2 separate regions of the Homo sapiens genome follow, and region 2 is linked to region 1. A link is a contact called in ENCODE Hi-C data. All regions are on one chromosome and are shown on one strand. Each heading gives the region's core, a stretch centred on a gene start or an enhancer-like site at or near the end of the contact. The rest is flanking DNA. Distances are from core to core; before and after follow the strand shown. Region 1 holds the start of ALS2CL (ALS2 C-terminal like). Region 2 holds the start of CCR5AS (CCR5 antisense RNA).

Region 1 (3,001 bases), core at 471-2,970:
TTCACCAGCAGGGGCACTACGTTACAGAGAGGCCACACACTGCCTGTGATCACACAGCAAGAGGAAAGCAGCACAAGGCCCCATACCAGCTCTTCCAGAATGTACCGCTACCTCCCACTGCCCCACAGGCACAAAGGATCCCCACAGGGAAGACCTTGGAGGCCTGTTTAGAACCTGAAGCCTCAGTTCATTCCACCTGCTGGGGCGGTGGCTCTGCCAGGCTGTGCTGTAGACTCAGGGAGCCAAGTGCCCCAGCAGACAGTCCCGCAGGCCAACAGGGCTGTGAAGGGGAGTGGGGGCCAAGGTCCGGAGCCTGGGGGTGGAGGGCATGGGGAGGGGAGGCTTTCCCAGAGGGCCAGAGGGACACCTCACCAGAAGCCTCCTTGAGGTAGCCCCCACCCACCAACACAGCAACACCTCTAGCAGGCAGGGACCAGAGGAGCAAGGCCTTTGGGAGTGGAGCCCCTCAGGCAGCAGGGGGTGCAGAAGGGGGCAAGAAAACAAGGCTGGAAAAGGGGAGGCCAGAGCTAGGGCGGGCTTTGGCAATGTGGGGAGGGATGGAGAAGCAGGAAGGGGCGGCTCTGCAGGATTGGGACCCAGGAGGAGAGCAATGTGGGGCAAAAGGGTGAGGTCACTGGGACCTGCAGTCACTCAGACAAGGGTCCCAGGCTGGAAACCCTCCAAGGGGTGATGTGCAGCTTGGCAGACAGTAAACTCCCACCTCGCAACAACCCAAGGGAGCCAGGGGATGAGCTTGGCAGGCCCCAGGCCCCTACTTACCTCCACTGGGGGTCTCTTCAGCCTGGCAGGTTGGGGGATGCCTCCCACCTCCTCAGTAGGGGGCTGAGTAGGGGGCTGGTGGGCCACCCTTTCTGCTCTTCCACGGCCGCCTTGGACCCTGAGCCTCCCCCTCACTGGAACCTGAGTGCCACTGAGAGCAATGGGTGACTAACCTGGTGGCCAGAGGGGGAATCAGGCTGCTGACGGGGGGCTTCTTTGTTACAGGTTTGAACTAAGTTCCCTCCCGCTCCCGGGGGGTCTGTCCCAGATAAGTCTTCAGCCACCCTTTCCAAGGTCTCAGGCCTTCGCACAAAGCACACGCGGCCGGCTTCATGCTCTACTAGGCCTGTTGAGACTCAGGAGTGGGGAGGAAAGGGGACTTCCCCAAGGTCGCACAGGAGGGGCGGCCGGCCGTGGACACCCAGCCCAGGGGGCCGCAGGGCGCCTCAGTATACCCCTCTACAGGCTCCAAGTTCCACGAACCCACACAGCGCTCCGCGTGTGCTGGCTTCTGTGACTCAGGGCAGACCCGGGAGGTCACGGGGCTGCACCACAGGCTCGCAGAGCGACTGACTGGCGGGGCGAGGTGGTGGCACGGCGGCCTCGGAGCCTTGCAGGGGAAGCGGGGCGCGAGAGGCGAGCCTGAGTGTGCGCGTGGGTGCGTAGGGGGCGGAGGGGTCAAGACTCCCACTTTTCCTCCCCGCGCCGGGTCCCAGGGGCCTCCGGATCCCGGGGGACGCCAGAGGGAGGCCTCAGGAGAGGCTTGGGGCGGCGGGACGGATCAATACCGCGCGCCAGCTCCTCGGTGGCCCGCCCGTGGCCCCCGCAACTCCAGAGCAACACCCGGAGGCGGGGCGGGGCGGGGCTGGGCGAAGGGGGCGGGGCTGGCAGGGGGCGGGACTGGCAGGGGGCAGGGTGGGGGTGCGAGCGAGGAGCCGCACAGGCAGTCCCGGCGCGGGGCAACCACAGCGCTCAGGTAAGGGCGCGACGAAGGGCGCGCGTCTGCGGACGGGTGTCTGCGCTCCACGCTTAGCTCGTCCAGGTGGGGGCTCCCGCCTCCTCGGCTGCTGCGGTCCCCGCCCAGCTCCTTGGTCCCGGCGGCAGTCATCCCCCGGCCGTCCGAGTCCCTCGTAAGATACCCCGCTCACAGCGTCGTCCTCCCTGCCTGGCTGCTAGCCTGCTTGGGTTCGGGGCAGCGCCCCGGGCCTGACCTGAGCCGTGGTGGCAGGGCCACGGGGCCCCAGCCAGCAGGAGAGACTGCCAGGAGGAGGTGACGCCGGCTGGTTAGGGCGGAAGGGCCCGACCCGGGATTCCAGGAGGTGGCCTTTTCGCATGGGAGCGGCATGGCAAATGCCTGGCGGCCGGAACAGGAGCTCGGGTCTGGGAAACTCCAGCGACTGAGTGTGTGCCTGGGCAGGGAGAGGAAGGGAAGCTGGGACATATGCGACAGCAGGGAGGGGTGCTTGTCTAGGACAAGAGGCTTGTAGCCATGGTGGGGCCGAGGAAGGGTGCAGCGGGGAGAGGCGAGCATGAGACTGAGGGATCAGGTGTGACAGTTCAGCGCCCCCTCCCTGGGGCAGTGCGTGTCTCTACTCTCCCCCACTGGGCACCAGACAACGAAGGGGCTGCCACGGCAGCCCATGAAAAAGCCTCCACAGCAGGCAGAACTTCCCTGCCTGTTCAGACCAGGAAATACCAGAGTGAGTGAGTGTCACGACAAGGTGTGTCAGGGGCCTAAGGAGCCAGGCCTGGGAGAGGACAGGGAAGGCCCCAGTGACCCTGCCCGGGAGGGACCTAGCGTGGACAGAGGCCAGGAATGCAGAGGAGAGACCAGGTCTGGCTACTGGTTAGAGCGCCACAGGGGCAGCCGCTGACTCACCTGGGCACGCCGTGACTGGCCAGTTCTGTCCTCACCCTGCCCCACCCCACCGCACCCCGTGGTGAGCATCAGGGCTGCCTGAGGACAGCTGTGAGGCAGGGCCCGTCAGGATCTTGCTCTGTGCCTCAGGTGAGTTGCCCACCCTCTCTGAGCCATCTAGCTAGGTGAACCTGGTGGGCTGGAGCCAGAAGTCTGGGTCTGAGCCCTGCACAAGTTCTACACAAGGGTCTCTGGACCCTCCCATTGTTCCTGGGCCTCAGTTTCCCCATCTGTACATTAGGCACAGCCTGTCACTAAGGAACCTTTGAACTGGAGGGAGGGAGAGGGTGAGGAAGCTATGCC
Region 2 (2,920 bases), core at 276-2,775, 290 kb after region 1:
TATAAACCACGAATTCAGGCAAAGTGGCCAGAATGGCTGTTACCCATGCCAGGACACTTGTAATGATGCCACAGGGCACCCTCCTCCTGGCTGAGAAAAAGTTTCCCTTGTGCAAAAACACTAGGTACCTTTGCACAGTCAGAAGGCAATTGAAAAATGTCTCACTGTACAGGCCCACGAAGTACAGTCCAATGAGAATTTTACACATGGGATCGCCCCCAGCATGAGCCCAGAAGGGCAGGGTAAGCAAGAAACACAAGTTAGAAACTGCCAAGTTTAGAAGATAGATATTTTCCACGCGTTTGAGTCCTTTATATTTTACCAGGATAAGCACAACCAGGAGATTGTCCAGGACACCGATCACAAACACAGCAGAGCAGAGTGATGGCACCAGCTGGGCTGAGAGTGCCTGGGCGTCATACTTGTCACATTGCTCTGCCTCATCGCTCTCCAGTTCACCTTCTATGAGGACATCATATTCATCCTCTGGTGCCAGCGTGTAATTGGCCATCTTCAGACTGCCCTGTGGAGAAATGGGAGATGATTTTCCCCTCCGACAGCTGCCTTATCCTGGAGGAAACAACAAACTGGACCTGGATTCATACAGCCCCACTTTCCCTTTCTGGAGCTACATTTTAGCCAGAGTAATTCCCTATTTCAGAAGACTGAAATAAACATTTCTTTAACGTGTGCCCACTTCCCCAGAGCAGCACCATTCCCAATCTAGTTGTTAAGCATGTAAGTGCTTAGCAGTGTGCCAGGTGCCACGGGAAATAAAGCTGGCATGACACCGCCTTGGTAGAACTTACCTTCTTTTAGCAGAAACAGGACTTGCCTACATGAACACAATATGTAAGAAAATATATAATTAAAGAGAACCAAGTACGATGGCTTACTTTTAAGAAACGGGTGTAGATCATAATTTCTGCATTTTAAAAAGTTTGCTCACCCCCCGAAGCAGCTTCCTGTGACAGCTGAGACGTTTTTCTCTCGAAGGGTATAAATAAATGTTTGCAAAAGTGAAACCATGCTCAGCATCAACATGGCCATAAGGGGTTAAATACATAGATGACACACAGATGACTTACCACTGGGCTGAGCTCCTGCAGGGGAAGGGCGCAGCCTCCAGACCCAGCATCCGGGAGCTGTGGGAATGGCCCCGGACAGTGGATGCCCTCCTTTTGATCAGACTGCTCCTGACCCTGAGGGGCACGAGAAACCACTGTTGATTCCCCTGGTGGCTCTACCCGCCCCACTCACCGAGCTCAGGGACCAACTGAAATAAAGTACTCAAAAGCTCCCCCAGGCCTCCAGAGGATCTCTGAAGCGTCTGAAAGCAACCGGGAAGTTGTTTCCTCCTCCCTCTGGCCCTGTACCCCGCCTTTGATTTCCCTGTGACCTTTGACAGCCGTCTTCTGGCCTTCTGAGATAAGGGAACTGTGTCACTGCCGCTCTGAGTGGTAGCAAGGAAGTGATGTCAAGGTGCTGAGAACTGCCAAGACGCTCTGGCTTGTGGCATGTGACACTCTGAGTAGGTAACAGGTACCAGCTACTGTCAGCAGGGAGGAAGGTATGTGGTGACCACGAGTCCAGACCTGAGGGTCCTGACCCTCTAATGCGGCCTCTCACCAGTGTTCGCAGAAACCCACCCGCTGATTCAATACGGGGACCAGGAACCTGCCATGACAGTCACGGTGTGTTTGGGTTTTTATTGTCATTTTTGAGGGGCACTGTGTGCTTTGGTTAAGACTGAGGCCTCAAAAGAGAATTTTAGGAAAATGGAAGCCACAGGGTGATGTCAGCTGGGAAAAGGCCAGGGGCAGAGGTGGGGTCTCAGCGGCAGTGAGCATAGGGCTGCCCTGGGTGTCAACACTGAGGAAAGCAAAGGGGTTTGCAAGCAGCCAGAAGTGATTGGTGCTGTGACTCATGGGGGAGCTGACCCCACTCGGAAAAGGAGAACCCAGAGGAGGAAAATCCCGTGGTGATGACACAGAGGCGACATCAAGTTGGGTGGGAGAGAATGTGAGGAGGACAAGTTTAACCCCAAACTGAGGCTGGGGGCTAGGGTAGGTTTGAGTCCAGAGAGAAGGAAATTGAGAGAACAGCCCAGATTTGGAATGGTGGGAGGAGGCTGTGGGGAGGGGAGGCTGTGGGAAGAGAGTGGGACGGGGAGGGCACGGTCTGGAAGAAGGACGAACCGAGAAGAGGAACTTGAAAATAATGAAAAAATCTAGATGAGCTTCTCTTGGGTCAACGACTCAGCAGCTGTGACTAACCTAATTTGGGGATCAGACCTATTTGCTTAGAATTTATATATTGATTAAATGACATCCTTTTCCCACCAAAGATGTGTCTGAGGTAGGATTGAATACAAAATTTGTACCTGTCAAAATAGAAATAGAAAATTAAGAAACTAGCCTGGCACTGAGGCGCATTCCTACAGCCCCAGCTACTCAGAAGTATGAGGTGGGAGGGTCGCTTGAGCCCAGGAGTTTGAGGCCAGCCTGGGCAACATAGTGAGATCCCGGATCTATAAACAATATAAAAATTAGCCAGATGCAGTGGCAAGTGCCTGTAATCCCAGACATTCCAGAGGCCAAGGTGGGATGTTCACGTGAGCCCAGGAGTTGGAGGCTGCGGTGAGCCATGATCATGCCACTCTGCACTCTGGCCTGGGTGGCAGAGCGAGACACTGTCTCTGGAAAAAAAAAAGAAGAAGGAGGAGGAGGGGCGGGGAGAGGAAGGGAGGAGAGAGAACTATTAAGAGAAAAATAAACACAGAAAGAGCCCAGACAAATATGTGATTGAGCATTAAATTTAACTCCACGTGTGCCGACAGACAAGGCAGAAAGAGAAACACAATGATGTTTGATGGCAGAGGAGTTGGTGCTGGTGGGAACCTAAGCTGTAAGTGCCCTCT

Evidence for each region. A loop is a pair of places that touch in the nucleus more often than their neighbours do. Pooled maps may share reads with other maps.
Region 2: a map of PC-3 shows a loop between it and region 1 (7-fold over the local background). The contact joins the promoter of CCR5AS here to the promoter of ALS2CL in region 1. A Hi-C loop is called at or near these places in 1 of 168 maps with a recorded cell type or tissue (PC-3) and 1 of 50 pooled maps.

The regions. Positions count from the first base shown.
Region 1 is chr3:46,692,398-46,695,398 of GRCh38, reverse strand. ALS2CL (ALS2 C-terminal like) reads left to right here and starts at 1,720. Exons shown (of 26, transcript NM_147129.5): 1 at 1,720-1,756. It also overlaps a transcript of TMIE not described here. RefSeq lists enhancers at 1-783, 2,365-3,001 and silencers at 1,416-1,495, 1,646-1,895, 1,626-1,920.
Region 2 is chr3:46,405,671-46,408,590 of GRCh38, reverse strand. CCR5AS (CCR5 antisense RNA) reads left to right here and starts at 1,525. Exons shown (of 4, transcript NR_125406.2): 1 at 1,525-1,694. CCRL2 (C-C motif chemokine receptor like 2) reads right to left here and starts at 1,332. Exons shown (of 2, transcript NM_003965.5): 1 at 1,089-1,332; 2 at 1-523. The coding sequence starts at 511.